3 separate regions of the Homo sapiens genome follow, and regions 2 and 3 are each linked to region 1. A link is a contact called in ENCODE Hi-C or POLR2A ChIA-PET data. All regions are on one chromosome and are shown on one strand. The core of a region is the stretch at or near the end of the contact, and the rest is flanking DNA. Distances in the headings are between cores, read along the strand shown.

Evidence for each region. A loop is a pair of places that touch in the nucleus more often than their neighbours do. ChIA-PET counts read pairs that join two places held with the same protein, here RNA polymerase II (POLR2A). Pooled maps may share reads with other maps.
Region 2: a pooled map shows a loop between it and region 1 (2.6-fold over the local background). The contact joins the enhancer-like site here to the promoter of LINC03091 in region 1. A Hi-C loop is called at or near these places in 2 of 50 pooled maps. POLR2A ChIA-PET finds 5 or more read pairs at or near these places in 3 of 52 experiments (HEK293, activated T-cell and naive thymus-derived CD4-positive, alpha-beta T cell).
Region 3: a loop to region 1 is called in a pooled map, with 2.6 times the contacts of the local background. The contact joins the enhancer-like site here to the promoter of LINC03091 in region 1. A Hi-C loop is called at or near these places in 1 of 168 maps with a recorded cell type or tissue (endothelial cell of umbilical vein), 5 of 37 single-sample maps with no recorded cell type and 9 of 50 pooled maps. POLR2A ChIA-PET finds 5 or more read pairs at or near these places in 4 of 52 experiments (CD8-positive, alpha-beta T cell, CD8-positive, alpha-beta memory T cell, OCI-LY7 and 1 more).

Annotation. Positions count from the first base shown.
Region 1 is chr4:4,573,087-4,577,935 of GRCh38, forward strand. LINC03091 (long intergenic non-protein coding RNA 3091) reads right to left here and starts at 2,805. Exons shown (of 5, transcript NR_199719.1): 1 at 2,670-2,805; 2 at 1,972-2,125. All of the region lies in intron 2 of LOC124900165, which reads left to right. The region is part of intron 2 of STX18-AS1 (STX18 antisense RNA 1 (head to head)); the gene reads left to right. RefSeq lists a silencer at 2,239-2,598.
Region 2 is chr4:4,691,950-4,696,798 of GRCh38, forward strand. All of the region lies in intron 5 of LOC124900165, which reads left to right. The region is part of intron 4 of STX18-AS1 (STX18 antisense RNA 1 (head to head)); the gene reads left to right. Among named protein-coding and RNA genes, the nearest start is that of SNORD162, 30 kb to the left of the region's middle. Within about 2 kb of position 2,667, at least 2 of the 41 ENCODE cell types and tissues checked have a DNase peak (open chromatin) inside an H3K27ac peak, as active enhancers do.
Region 3 is chr4:4,500,014-4,504,862 of GRCh38, forward strand. All of the region lies in intron 1 of STX18 (syntaxin 18), which reads right to left. Among named protein-coding and RNA genes, the nearest start is that of STX18-IT1, 21 kb to the left of the region's middle. Within about 2 kb of position 2,863, at least 6 of the 41 ENCODE cell types and tissues checked have a DNase peak (open chromatin) inside an H3K27ac peak, as active enhancers do; they include CD8-positive, alpha-beta T cell and endothelial cell of umbilical vein, where a contact is called at or near this core.

The DNA of each region.
Region 1 (4,849 bases), core at 1,555-4,054:
ACCAGATAGCTTATTTCATGCCTGTTTGCTTTTGCACAGGCTGTCTCTCTGCTTGGAATGCTTTTCCCATGTGCGATAAACCCCTCCATTCCAAATATTTTAACTCTGTGAAACTTTCTTTGATCCCTAAATTTGACCCCAAGTTAATCATTTTTCTCCCTCTGCTACAATTTTCACATTTAGCTTTTAAAAGATATTTAATATATTGTGCACCTCTTATACTAGGCTGTGAACTCCAACTCCCTGAGACAAGTTGTTCATTCATTCGTCAAATATTTATTGAGCTCCTACCATTGTAAAAGGCTCTGTGCTAAGTACTAAGGATGAAAATGGAGAACAAGATGCAGCACTTTCCCTCAAAGAGCTTGCAGTCTAGTGGGGAGTTTCATTAGGTAACCAAGCCATCCTAATCCATATTGCTGGCTTAGAGTCTGACACATGGAAGATGGTGAATGAATGCTTATTGGAATTTCTAAGACTGGTGGCAAGAGCATGGAACACAGTACTCATTCCCTGCTAAAGACTGTTCTCGCTGTCTCTGTCCTCAAGGAGCTGGTTGTTTACTGGGAGAGACAGACACCAACTGTATATAAAAAGAGCACTAGAGTGTTTTCCAGGCCATGATGTGGCACACTCACTGTGAGCTGCTGCAGCAGACACCGTTGGGTCTGCCCAGGGCCCTCAGATATCCTGCATGCCCTTTTCTGGCTCTGCATGCCCATCCTCCATGCTTCTGTGAGCTCCACTCTTAAGACTCACCCTGCAGCCTTCTTGGAGGGACTAACCTGGGCTACTGCAGCCACTTCTGCAATGGCAGTGAGCGTCAGCATTTCAAAAACAGACAGGCAGGAGGGTAGGACAGCCCGTGTTCCTTGCCTCCAAGCAGATGTAACCTACTCTGGGGAGCTCGGGATCAGGCTGGGACTGGGACTTCTGATGTGATGTCCTTGTGTGGCCTCTTCTCCTTTCCTCTCCTGCTTCCTCCACTCCCCTCTTGCTTTCTTGTGAGAGCACTTCCTTCATAAATACTTTGCCCAGTCATTCTCCACGGGTTAGCATGTGGGAAACCTGGTCCAGACACTGCGTTCGCAATACCTGGCCCTGCTAATGTGTAGCTCACAGGGCAGGTGTGTGCTCCAGCCGGGAATCCAGCCAGCTAAGTATCTGATATAGTTTGGCTGTGTCCCCACCCAAATCTCATCCTGAATTGTAGTTCCCATAATCCCCAGTGTCGTGGGAGGGACCCAGTGAGAGGTAATTTAGTCATGGGGGCTGTTACCCTCATGCTGTTCTTGTGATAGTGAATGAGTTCTCATTTGACAGTTTTATAAGGGGCTTTTCCCCTCTCTGCTCAGCACTCCTCCTTCCTGCCCCCATGTAAAGAAGAACGCGTTTGCTTTCCCTTCCGCCATGATTGTAAGTTTCCTGAGGCCTCCCCGGCCATGCTAAACTGTGAGTCAATTAAACCTCTTTCCTTTATAAATTACCCAGTCTCAGGTATGTTTTTATTAGCAGCGTGGGAATGGTCTAATACAGTATCCAACCAATCAAGTGCAGCTTCAGAGACCTTGGGCTTTAAGAAAAGGGCTGAAGGCCAGAGAAGATTTCTCAGTGAAGGTGAGTTGAGCAGGGCCTTAGGGGAGGGTAGGTCATTAGGTAGAAAGTTGGGCATTGCAAGGCGAGAAAACAGTGTATGAGCTGCTGTGAAAGACATGGGAAGGGGAGAAGCTCAGGCTGTTTCTCCTCCACCAGAGAATGCCCTCCTCCTTCCTCCCCCTTCCTCCCAACACACACACACACACAACACACACACACACACACACACACACCAGTTTTCTCCCGGAAACTGAGCTAATCCAGCCACGCCCCGACAGACATTTGCAGTGATTTTACACACACACACACACACACACACACACACCAGTTTTCTCCCTGAAATTGAACTAATTCAGCCAGGGCCCCCCTACAAACGTTTGTAGTGATTTTACTCCCAGCGTGGACTCTCCTGCCCGGTCAGCTTCAAGGATTCCTTTGGTCCCAGAAATAGCCAAGGTGGCGGTGAAGGGAGGAGCTGTTTCATTTCCGAAATGAAAAAGTTTAAGATAATTACACAGACGGCTTGAGCCTGCAATGGACAAAAAGTTTCATTATTGGACCCCTTTGGGGAAGGCGCCTCCCATCCCCAAAGGAGCGGGTTAACCGCTCGGCTGGCGCGGCCCCGCCCGGGTCGCCGTCTGAGAGGGACGGTCGCGCCCCCTTTGAAGTGCGGCCGCGCCTAATGAGGGACTCGCTGGGCCTCGGGATCAAGTGTCAGCGCCGCCCCAGACGCCGCAGGGCAGACAAAGGGCGCGGGCCGCCTGGCGGCGCTGGGAGGAGCGTGCGGCCCGCGGCGCTGAGCGGGACAAAGGCGGAGACGGGCGCGCGGCGGGGTCCCACGGGCAGAAGAGCCTGGCCTCCAGCGCCCGGCGCCCGGTTCGCTGCCTCCGGAGCCCCCAAGAGCCTCTCTGAGGGCGGGAGCGGTAGCGCAGGCCACGCCGACGGCGACCACAACGCGCCTGCGCCAAGCCCCGGCCCCAGCGTAACCTCGTGGGTGACAGTGTGACCTGGGTTTTCTCCGATACGCGCGATGTGCCCGCTGAGGGCAATATAGCACCCCCCTCGCACCTCACCCTTAGGCGTGCCAGGCACTCTTCTAAATCCGAGCTTCTATTAACCCATTTCCTGTCCTGCATCACTTTGCAAGGTGGGTGGGGTGAGTAGCCCCATTGTCCAGCTCACTCCATTCTACAGATCAACCCATTGTATAGCTCACCCCACTGTCCAGCTCACCACATTGTACACGTCACTTCATTGTACACATCAGCCATTGTACAGACCACCCCATTGTACAGATCACCTCGTTGTACAGATCACCTCATTGCACAGATCACCCCATTGTACAGATCACCTCATTGTACCGATCGTCCCATTGCACAGATTGTCCCATTGTACACATCACTCCATTGCACAGATCACCCCATTGAACACATCACCTCATTGTACAGATAACCCCTTTGTACAGATCACCTCATTGTACAGCTCGTCCCATTGCACAGATCGCCCCATTGTACACATCACCCCATTGTACACATCACCCCATTGTACAGATCACCCCATTGTATAAACCACCCAATTGTGCAGATCCCATTGTACAGATCACCCCACTGTACAGATCTGTGAAGCGAGGCGCAGAAGGAGTCCCAGATCACAGAGCTAGAAGGGATGCTGCTGGGCAGGGTGGCCTCAGAGTCCCAGACAGATGTTTAAATATTTGACATTTTTGTCGTCTTGTGTGTGTATGTGTTTTTAAAAACCCTTCATTTATTTATTTAAATTTAGAAATATATTTACTTTGATTAAAAATATATTACATTAAAGTATTCTTTATCTTGGTTATTGAGATTTTGGGCGCCCTCTTAAATTTTGGGTCCCAGGCGAGTGAGGCCCTGTCTGGCTTTTATGCCTCTTTACTGCCTGGGTCGAGGCTTTGGATCCTCACAACAAGCTCTCGCAGGCAGGGTTACTGACCCCTTGGATATTTCAGAAGGGGAAAAACTGAAGCTCAAAGATGTGAAGTGACCTGCCCAGGGATGCCCAGCAGGGACTGTGACACCAGCTAGTTAAGGTACCAAGTCAGTACCTTGCAGGCCCTTAGCTACCTTTGTTTTGTGGAGCCTGGCCGTCATCATAGCAAACTTCAAAACACATTACATATGGCCTTTTTATTCCATAATATCTGAAACTATATTTTAAAAATAATTTTGATTTTGCTTTTAGTTGGCTACAAGGCACTAATTTACAGTGGCTGTGATTTCACAGAAATGATTGGGTGTACTGGGAAATTCTTGCAAAGTGAGAAAATTAAATCCTTTTCACATGTAATGAAATTTTTAGGAATAATTAATTTAGCATTTTAATGATGTTGACACGGTGCTACCTTCTGTAGACATTTAATTAGACATTTATTAGTTTTGACTTTGTAGTTTGCTTTCCTCCTGGTGGAGCCAAAAATTACTTTTCCAGGTCTCCAGCATTTTTGTTGGAAATCCCTTCCAGCAGCATGGGGGTCCCAGGCAACTTTCTTAGGGTACCCAACCCCTAGGATGGTCCTGCCCACTTCAGTCCCCCACCTCCTCCCCATGCTAGGGGTGGGGCACCTCCCATCTTTCTAGTGTCCTGGCTTTCATGTGAGCAGGACCTTCTCAGGTCAGGCCCTGCTAAGCTGTAGATTCCCTGGAGTCCAGTGTGATTGTAACCATGTCTCAATCACCAGCCTAACTCTAATAGAAGGAGGGTACTTGTCAGTGCTGAATTGAATTGTGAGTTTCTCATGAGAGGTTGGGGTAGAAGAACATGAGATATTAAGTGTACCAGAAAAAGGATGGGTAGTTCTGGTGTGTTTCAGTCAGCTCTGGCTGCTATAACAAAATACCATAGCCATAGGGTGGCTCAGATAACATTGACTTCTCATAGGTCTGGAGGCTGAAAGTCCAAGAAGTAGGGGCCAGCTGATTCTTGTCTGGTAAGGGCTCCTGTCCTGGCTTGCGGATGGCTGCCTTCTTGCTGTGTTCTCACATAGTGGAGAGAGAGAGGGAACAAGCTCTCTGGTCTCTTCCTATAAAGGCACTAATCCAGTCATGAAGATCCCACCCTCATGACCTCATCTCAACTAAACTATCTCCAAAGGCCCCACCTCCAAATACCAACCTTGGGAGTTAAGGCTTCAACATATGAATATGGAGGGAACACAAACATTCTGTCCATAACATGGTGCTACTACTCATGTTGTGTGTCCCCAGGGAAGTTTCTG
Region 2 (4,849 bases), core at 1,417-3,916, 120 kb after region 1:
ATGATATCACTGTCCACCCAGTGGCCCAAGGCAGACATGTGCTGCTCTGTGGAGTAAAATGCCCCTGAGTGTTGAAGAAAATAAGTGAGAATGAGGCACATTTGGTAATCCTGTCGCCAGAAGGCTGGCCCAGGGGAAGGCATGTCTGGGCTCAGGGTCTGAGGGATAGCACCTACCTAAGTGACTCCAGGCAGTAAATGTGATGTAGGGACCTTGGAACTGGCCCCAAAGTCTGATCTCGATGGCAAGGTGTATTAGTCAGGGCTCTCCAGAGAAACAGAATTCACAGGATGTGCGCACACAGACATACATACACGCAGACACACACACAAAATTTATTATGAGGAATTGGCTCACATGATTATGGAGGCTGCGAAATCCCCCACACTGGAGACCCAAGAAAGCTGGCGGTAGAGTTCAGGGCAGTCCAGAGGCCCAAGAACCAGGAGGGCTGATGGTGCATGTCTCAGCCTGAGGGCAGGAAAAGCCCAAGTCCCAGCTCAACCCGTCAGGCAAAGAAAAGGGACACATTCTCCCTTCTTCCACCTTTTGTTCTATTTGAGCCTGCAACAGATTGGACGAGGCCCACCCGCACTGAGGAGGCCCGCCTGCCTTTCTCAGTTCACCCATTTAAATGCTCATCTCATCCAGAAACACCCTGGCAGGCACACAAAAAACAATGTTTAGCAGAATATCTGGACACCCCTTGATCTAGTTAAGCTGCCACATAAAATTAACCATCACGGCCAGGCGCAGTGGCTCATGTCTGTAATCCTAGCACTTTGGGAGGCCGAGGCGGGTGGATTATTTGAGGTCAGGAGTTCAAGACCAGCCTGGCCAACATAGTGAACCTTGTCTCTACAAAAAATACAAAAATTAGCCGGGCATGGTGACACGCGCCTGTCCATGTGTCACCCACATGGACAATCCCAGCTACTCGAGAGGCTGAGAAGCATGAGAATCAATTGAATCCAGGAGGTGGAGGTTGCAGTGAGCCGAGATTCTACTACTGCACTCCTTGGGTGACAGAGTGGACTTGGTCTTAAAAAATAATAATAATAATTAACCATCACACAAAGTGGGAAGGAAAGTGGAAACATGTCACCAGGTGAGTACCCAGATAATTGAAAGAGGTGCAGGCCAGGCGCAGTGGCTCATGCCTGTAATCCCAGCATTTCGGAAGGTCGAGGCAGGTGGACCACTTGAGGTCAGGAGTTCAAGACCAGTCTGACCAACAAGGGGAAATCCTATCTCTACTGAAAATACAAAATTAGCCTCGCATGGTGGCACATGCCTGTAATCCCAGCTACTTGGAAGGCTGAGGCAGGAGAATTGCTTGAATCCGGGAAGCAGAGGTCGCAGTGAGCTGAGATTGCGCCATTGAACTCCAACCTGGGCAACAAGAGCAAAACTCTGTGTCAAAAAAAAAAAAAAAAAAGTGCAGTCCAGTGGCAGGAAGAAGTTGAGAATGAGTCAGAGGTGAGGCTTTGAGTGCACATGTGGCCTGGAGCTCCCTCTGCCTCTTTCTTTTGGGGGTTCCCCTTTTGCATGGCACCTGTTGCTCACAGGATGGTATCTAAATTTAAATTCCCTCCAAACAGATCCTGAGACAAGGATTGGTTCAAGCAGTTTATTTGGTGATGATCCAGAAAGCACAGGGAAGGAAAGGAAAGTGAGGCAAGAAGGGAGGGAAAGTCAATCAAGGGGGGAGATGGTCAGGTCTTCAGTCTTCGCTGAGGGCAACCAGGGCTCAGCCCCCTGGGAGCCTCTGCAGGAGGATGTGGAGGTGCAGCTCAGAACTGTCCCATGCAGAGTGAGGAGCATAGCGTGTTTATCCCCCAACTCTTTTCCCTCATTGGTTGAGGGTCACTCCTAGGATGTTCACTTCCTGGCACTTCCGACTTGCTCTGTGTGCCAAGCCAAACAAGCCCCTGCAGCCAGAGAGAGGGGAGCTCATGGCTTGTTTGAGAGTGATCTGCAGTGAGCTCTGGGCCGTGGAATGCTGCGGGCCAGGCATTGATTGCTCCTAAAGGCTGGCCGCCTTCCCTTTGGTGCAACCAGTCTGTGGGAATGCCTACCTACTCAACCTTGATGGTGGGAAGTGAGGGGGGCACACCTCTTCTCCTCGGGTCACTAAATGGCTTCTGGGGTCGTGCCATGGCCAGGAGCAGGAATAGTGCAGGCTGAGAGGAGACTCACCAGCTTTGAGTTGACAGACCTAGATTTAAATTCTGGAATCACCTCTGGAAAGCCTGTTGCAATTTCCTTATTTTTGGAGCCTCGGTTTTCTCCTGTGTGAGGTGGGGCTAGGCCCAGCATCTGCTCTGCAGGCCTGTTGTGAGAATCACAATGGATCCCCATCAGCCCCTGTCCCCTAGTGGTTGTTGATGAATAGCAACAGGGATTGGAGGATTCTGCTGACTCAGTGGCTTCCCCCTGCCAGCCCTGACCTTGGCCTGAGGGCTTCCCCCAGTTCCCAGCTCCTGCTGCCGCTCAGCTCTAACTCTCCTTCCTTCGCGTCTGTTTAAAGTGGGCCTTCCAGGGTAAAAAGTCCATTCTGTGCAGGCTGCAGGAATCACCACGTCTGCTGGACAAGGACATCAATGTCTTTGAAGTGTCCTGGCTGGCAGAATTCCCTGCCGTTTTGCAGCAGCATGGTTCTCTCTTCTCAGCTCATGGAATGACAAGCTTGCAGGAGGCCTCAGTGGCCTTGGCAGCTGGCCAGTGTTTAGACAGTTTCTTGTACTGTTTTAATAAGAGGCATGGTGGAACTGGGCCTTTGCCTCATTACCTCTCCTGTGACTGGGCAGCCTGGCAGCATGGAAGCCCGTCATCTGGAGCTGCGTGCAAAGCTCCCCTCAGCTCCTGAAGAAGCTTTATAGGTGAGGAACCTTCCAGAAAGCACCAGGGCTCTCTGTGCCCTCCCTTTTTTTGTAGGCAGTTTTCTTTTGAATTGCCTTTTTGGGCTTCTGAGCCTCCAGGATGGCTTTGGAAAACATTTGCCCTGGAATGTTATCTCTCACCAACATCCATAAACCATAAACCATAAAAGAGACAGAATGGCCCTCACATGTTATTTTGGAGACTTAGAGAGATTAAGTGACTTTTGCCCAGTTGCACAACCAGTTAGTGACAGAATCAGAGCTAGACCTTAAGTTTGCTGACTTCAAGTCTTCCAGTATCTGGGTTGTGTTAGAGTCCAGGTGAGGGTGAGACTCACCTGAACCCACCTTCCTATCTTTTGAGGATTCATGAGATGAAGACTGACTGAGGCAGCACCACATGTAGCTCAAGCCAGAAACAAAGGTGTTACCTCCCTTCCCTACCCCAGACCCCCAAGCACAGGGCAGGGTCTGTGGGTGGTATAATCTAGTTTCTGTGCTACAAGTTTAGGAAGCAATAAATGACACCAGGGAACTTAAAAAGAGGGAGGAGCATAGTGAAAAGGGCCAGAATCTCTCAGTCTTGGGCCTAATTAACTGTGTGATCTTGAACAAGTCACTTCCCTACTTCAGGCTTCTGGTCACTTGAAGAGGAATGGGTGGATTGAGCTGGCCACCTCCTTGTAGTTCTGGAATTCTGTCCATCCATTCCCTCATCCATCCTTCCATCCATGCATGTATCCATCCATCCATCCATCCATCCATCCATCCATCCACCCTTCCATGTAGGTATCAAGCCATCCATCCATATTTCCATCCATCTACCCATCCATCCATCCATCCATCCATTCATCCATCCACCCACCCACCCATCCATCCATCCATCCATCCACCCACCCATCCATGCATGTATACATGCATCCATCCATCTGCTCATCCATCTCTCCATTCACTCATCTATCCTTCCATCCATCTATCTTTCTATCCATTCACCTACCCATCCGTTAACCCACCTATCCATCCCCTGTGCCATCCCCCAGTGTTTGCATCAGAAAACAGATTAAGAAGCCTATAGCTAGGTCTCCATAGTTGAGGAGCTTACAGTTTTGTCCGAGGTCAGTGGGCCAGGATTCCATCCCAAAGCTGCCTGAACCCTGAAGCCACTAGGCTTCAAGGTACCTTGACCTTTGGACCCTTCCTGCTTCCATGAGCTGTCAGATCATAAACCATTCTTCTGCCCTACTCTGTGTCCCATGCAGGGATCCCACTCCACATGCATTTCCACTTCGCATGCTCATGCCAATCTTGTGACATGGGGCTTTCTCTACCCACTTAAAAGAGGAGAAGACTGAAGCTCTGAGAGACAGAGAGCTTAGTCCAGGGCCTCATTTGTGACATCTGTCCTGTGCTCCCACTGTAATTCTGATGCCTGGTTCAGATCTTGGCTCTGCATCTTGGGAAAGTTACTTCCTTCCCTAAGTCTCTGTTTCCTCAACTGTGAAATGGGATAATAACAGTCCCCATCTCATCAGATTGTTGTGGGCATTATATGGTATAAGGCATGTGAATGGCATATTGTAAACACCCAAATGTTGGTCATCACAATCATTATACATAGTATATGCTTCCAATCAAGGTCAGAGAGGTAGTAGGCAAATTTCAAAGGGAGGACTGACTGCTTCATAATATTTGATGGATGGAGGGTGGAAGGAATGAGGAAGACTTTCTCTCAAGGCCACAGTTAAGGCCAGTGTGTTAGGAGCAGGTCCACAAATGTGCAGCCAGAGGCTCCATCTTGTGCTGTGGGAGGCAGGCACGGGAGCCACAATTAATTTCTTTTACCACCAAGCAGCAGGCATCAAGCCTCATTACCCTGATGAGTCCATGAGCCGGGGGATTTGTGTAATCTTGTTTTCCCTCCAGCCGGCCTCCCGGAACGCCATTGTGCTGGCACTGAAGCCTCAGTG
Region 3 (4,849 bases), core at 1,613-4,112, 73 kb before region 1:
CACAGGCATCAGGGACTATTTGTCTATGATCCTATCTTCAATGGGATTTTTAGAGTTTTCTATCACTTGGTGTTAAAAAAAAATTTAGCTCTTCAATTCTTATTTTCTCCAACCTTATTTTCTGCTTATAGTGGAGAGTTTACGAGATATGCAAAATATAAGGAGGAAAATAAAATCAGTCCATAATAACATCACCTAGAAAGAAACTCTTTTATCACTGTAATAATATATGCTTTTCCATTTTATGCACATAACTTGACCCTGTGTATCCATGGGTTCCACACCCACATCCGTGGATTCAACCAACCATGGACGGAAAATATTTTTTTAAAAAGGATGCTGCACCTGTACTGAACATGTGCAGATTTTTTTCTTGTTACTATTCTCTAACCAAAACAGTATAACAACTATTTACATAGTACATACATTGTATTGGGTTTTATAAGTAATCCAGAGAAATAAACAGGAGGATGTCTGTAGGTTATACACAAATACTGCACCTTTTTACCAGCAACCTGAGCATCCACAGAGTTTGGTATCCAGAGGGAGTCCTGAAACCAATCCCCTGAGGATACCAAGGGATGACCATATAGCCCTCATATAAGTTAAACCATATTATATGTAATTCCTGTATTCTACTTACTTTACTCAACACCATGAGTACATGTAATTACAAATTCTTCTAAAAAATTACCTTCAATGGCTACATAACATTTCATTGCTTAAATTTACCATAATTTGGCCAGGCACGGTGGCTCACACCTGTAATCCCAGCACTTTGGGAGGCCAAGGTGGGTGGATCACCTGAGGTCAGGAGTTCAAGACCAGGCTGACCAACATGGTGAAACCCTGTCTCTACTAAAAAATACAAAAATTAGCTGGGCGTGGTGGCGGGCGCCTATACCCTCAGCTACTCGGGAGGCTGAAGCAGGAGAATTGCTAGAACCTAGGAGAAGGAGGTAGCAGTGAGCCGAGATGGCGCCATTGCACTCCAGCTGGGGCCAACAACAGCAAGACTCCATATCAAAAAAAATAAAGTAAAATAAAAAATTTACCATAATGTAACAATTTCTCTGTTGTTGGACACCTAGTTTGTTTCTTCTAATTTTTCACAAGGACAAATTATGCTGTAATGAACATCTTTTTGCTAAACTATACCAGAGTATTTTTGTTCACTGAACCTGTGTCTGATTTTGTCATTCCTTAACATAACAGCTTTAAAAAGGAGTTACAAAGTTAAAAGTTAGGAGCATTTCTAAAATATAGCCACATTTTTGCGACATGGTTCCTCATTCTGTTTGCCTCACAGCACCCCTCCCAGCCTCCTAGGCAGGCAGGCCACACTCCAGGACCATTGCTGCCACCTCTCTCTCACTGTCGGTCAGAATGACTGCATTTTAAAAACAGTAAACAACATGATTATTCTAATGCAATTAAACCCAATTCTTTCACTCGTTAGTGATTATTTTGTGAGGGAAAATCTATATGAGGGAAAATAAGACCTCAGTTTCCTCATCTGGAAAATGAGGGGAGTCACACTACATGACCTCTCAGACTGTTTTGCGTTCTAACATTTTATGATTCTTATCTTTTGCTGTGGAGACACCGAGTGTTTGGGATCACAGGACACTAACAGAATAACAAAATGTAACCTATTCACTTAAAGCTGTTCAGCTGTTATTTAATCTTGCTTCTCTGGAAGCAGATCATGAACAATAACTCGGCAAATTGGAAATACTTAAATACGAATGCCATACTGTTTTATAAAAAGAAAGATAACATTTACTTCTGGTATTTAAATACATAACCCAGTTTTTGATTCTCAATTCAGGCTCCATAAAACCAGATGCCACAGCTGGAAATTCTGATTCAAACTTGTAACTTCACAGAAAACCAGATGCTATATTAAAGATAAGGTTTCCTGGAGAAGTATAGCATTTTAAAAGGCAACTGAAAATCTGTATTAGATTTTCTCAGAAAAACAGAAAGCTCCAGGATACTCCTAAGCATTAAGAACCTGCACATTAATGGAAAGATGAAGCTGCCAATCTGCAGTTAATATGTCTAAACAGCATAGAACATACTCATTTGATGTACACACAAAGACCTCTATTAGGTGTAATATACCTAAAAGTATCTGCCAGATACCTCGAAAGCACTATAGGCAAAAGGGAAACAAATGACAGCACTTTTTTTTAATTTGGTGAAAATTACATTAGTATAAAATGTACCAAAACCACCCTAACATTGTTTTAGTAAAGAATTTGAGTGGAACCTTCTTATTACCTGAAAAACAGTAAAAATTACCTAAAACAATGTAATTGGGAAAACAGAGAAAAAGAATTTAGGGAAATGGGCAGTGTTACTAAGTTAGCAAGAAGCTAGGAGTCAATAAAAACTGTCCTTGTAAAAGAATATTTCTGTTCTTGAAAATTCATGGCATAAAAGACTACTCAAGGATAAAACTTTTCCTTTTATATCTTTTCAAATGAAACTGAAAAGGTTCACAGGTTTGGAGTCAAATTTTACATAAAAAGTTTTTCCCTGTATTCATTATCAGTGAAAAAAAAATATTGAGTTCTTACTGGATGCCTTGAGTTGAGGAAACTGTGTTGAAGAAAAAAAAATACACAGCTCTTTGCCCTGTTGTAGCTCTCAGCAGCAGTCCACACAACGGAGGGATGGGTATCCCTGGAAGTGGAGGCTGAATTGCTAAGGTGTGTGTGCAGCACATGTAATTTCAAGGGAACTGATGTCTAGGTCCCTAACCTTCATCTGTCTTCCTATGCAGATCTGCATGAGAATCTGCCATGACACACACTTCATCGGCTCTACTTTCCCACATGCCCGATGCAATCTCCTCCTACTTCAGAAAACACAGAGTTCTCACCAAACCCAACCCCACTATGCTGCGCTGTCCCGGATATAAAAACCTCAAACAAAACAACGCTCAGAAATCCTGGGGAAGCTGAGAACGTGAATGACTCTAATGACTGGACAACAGAGCCTCTCACAAGTCAAGGGCTCCCAATTTTTTTCCATCCAACAAAATTAATAGAGAATCTAACTGAGTTGTCGTCTGGCAGGTCACTAAAAAAAGTTAATGACAGTTTCGGCATGTAATTCAGAGGAAGTTCCAAGAACTGCGTGGGGTGGCAGTGCCCTAACAAAAGCTCCCTTCTTATCTCCTTGTTTATGTAAATGAGGGTTCTCAGCTCTTAACGTCACTAAGAAATGAAAGTTAAGAATGAAATTGATATTAAACCTTGTCAGATTCTTTAAAAAAGTAATATTCATCTACTTGCACACAACATCAGTAGAAAAAACTAAACCTATGCATCACCTTGAGAGGCTCTTCTGATAAAATAGTGTATTTTTATTGTTGTTGTTTAATCCACACACACTAGTAATAATTACAAAGGTAACTCAACACAGAACTCAACATACAACACTTAGAGACTTTCAGTCTTCACTGGAAATTTTTTTAAAAATTAAATTTCAATTTGCATATCTATTTCTGTCGCACAGAACTATGATAAAATGATCAATAAAAGATTTCTGGGTCACAGGAGCACCAAAATCTCAGAAATCACCACTAAAGAACTTATCCACGTAACCAAAACAACCTGTTCCCCAAAAATTACTGAAATAAAAATTTTAAAAATATTTCCAAGCATAAACCGGGATAGGATATTATGTGGGGAAAGTGAAATGGAAATGTGAGTTCAAGGAGGAAAAGGTTGTAAAATTGATGACTGTAAAGTTTTTTGAGAATGTTTTTTTCAACAAATGATGGTGGATATCAAATATGGTATTCAGATTCCATGAGATATATTTAAAAGAGTGATAAAAACTTCCACTTTAAAATGTCAAGTTTTATAGCACACTGAAAACTATATCCTTTGCAATTATTTAAACTTACGATAAAGAATTATAGATGTCAGATTAATAGATACATATGAGCGGTTACTCAGTTTTTTTCAAAATTCTTTTAGGGGATACATGAATAAAAATGTGTAAAGGTCACTGACTTACACATCTGGTAGGGAGAAAAACACTAAACACGTATTTACAAATAAAATTCTATGAAGCAAAAACATAAGCATACCATGAGAGCTGCCTGAAACAGAGGAACAGCGTTTGTAAAGGCTGTGAGGTGGAGGAGAACATAAAATGTTCAAGGAATCAAGCTGGATCATGCCATGCTTTCTAATCTAGAGTAGAGATTACTTATTTTTTTTTCTAAAGAGATACCTGGAAGGGAGTGTTTTAATCAGGAAAATGATCTATTCAGATTTACTTCTTATGTATTTATTATCTCTCAGAAAAAATCTGTTGCTTATCAGTAAAAACAGGGAATTCATTCATTCATTCATCCATCAAATCTTAACTGAATATCTGTTTTGTGCCAGACTTTATTAGGCACTCAGGATACAGGAGTACACAGACAATAAAGCTCTGATACCTCTCGAAACTTAGCAAGAAGTATTTACTTTCAGAGAAGGAAAAGTGAAGTTAAATGGGAGACTAAGAGAAAATATTTGCAAATTATACACATGACAAAGGACTTGTTGTTCAGAATGTATAAAGTACTCTCAAAGTCAAAACTAAGAAAACAAAAAACTAAATTAAAAATAGGCAAAAGACTTGAACAGACACTTCACTAAAGAAGGCAAGGGGGGCACATGAAAGATGTTTGGCTTCATTAGCTATTAGAGAAATGCTAATTAACAATGATGTATCACTACACACCTATTAAAATAGCTGAAATAAAAAATACTAAAAATACCAAGTGTTGGTGAGAATGTGAAATAACTAGAATTCTCATACATTGTTGGTGGGAGCACAA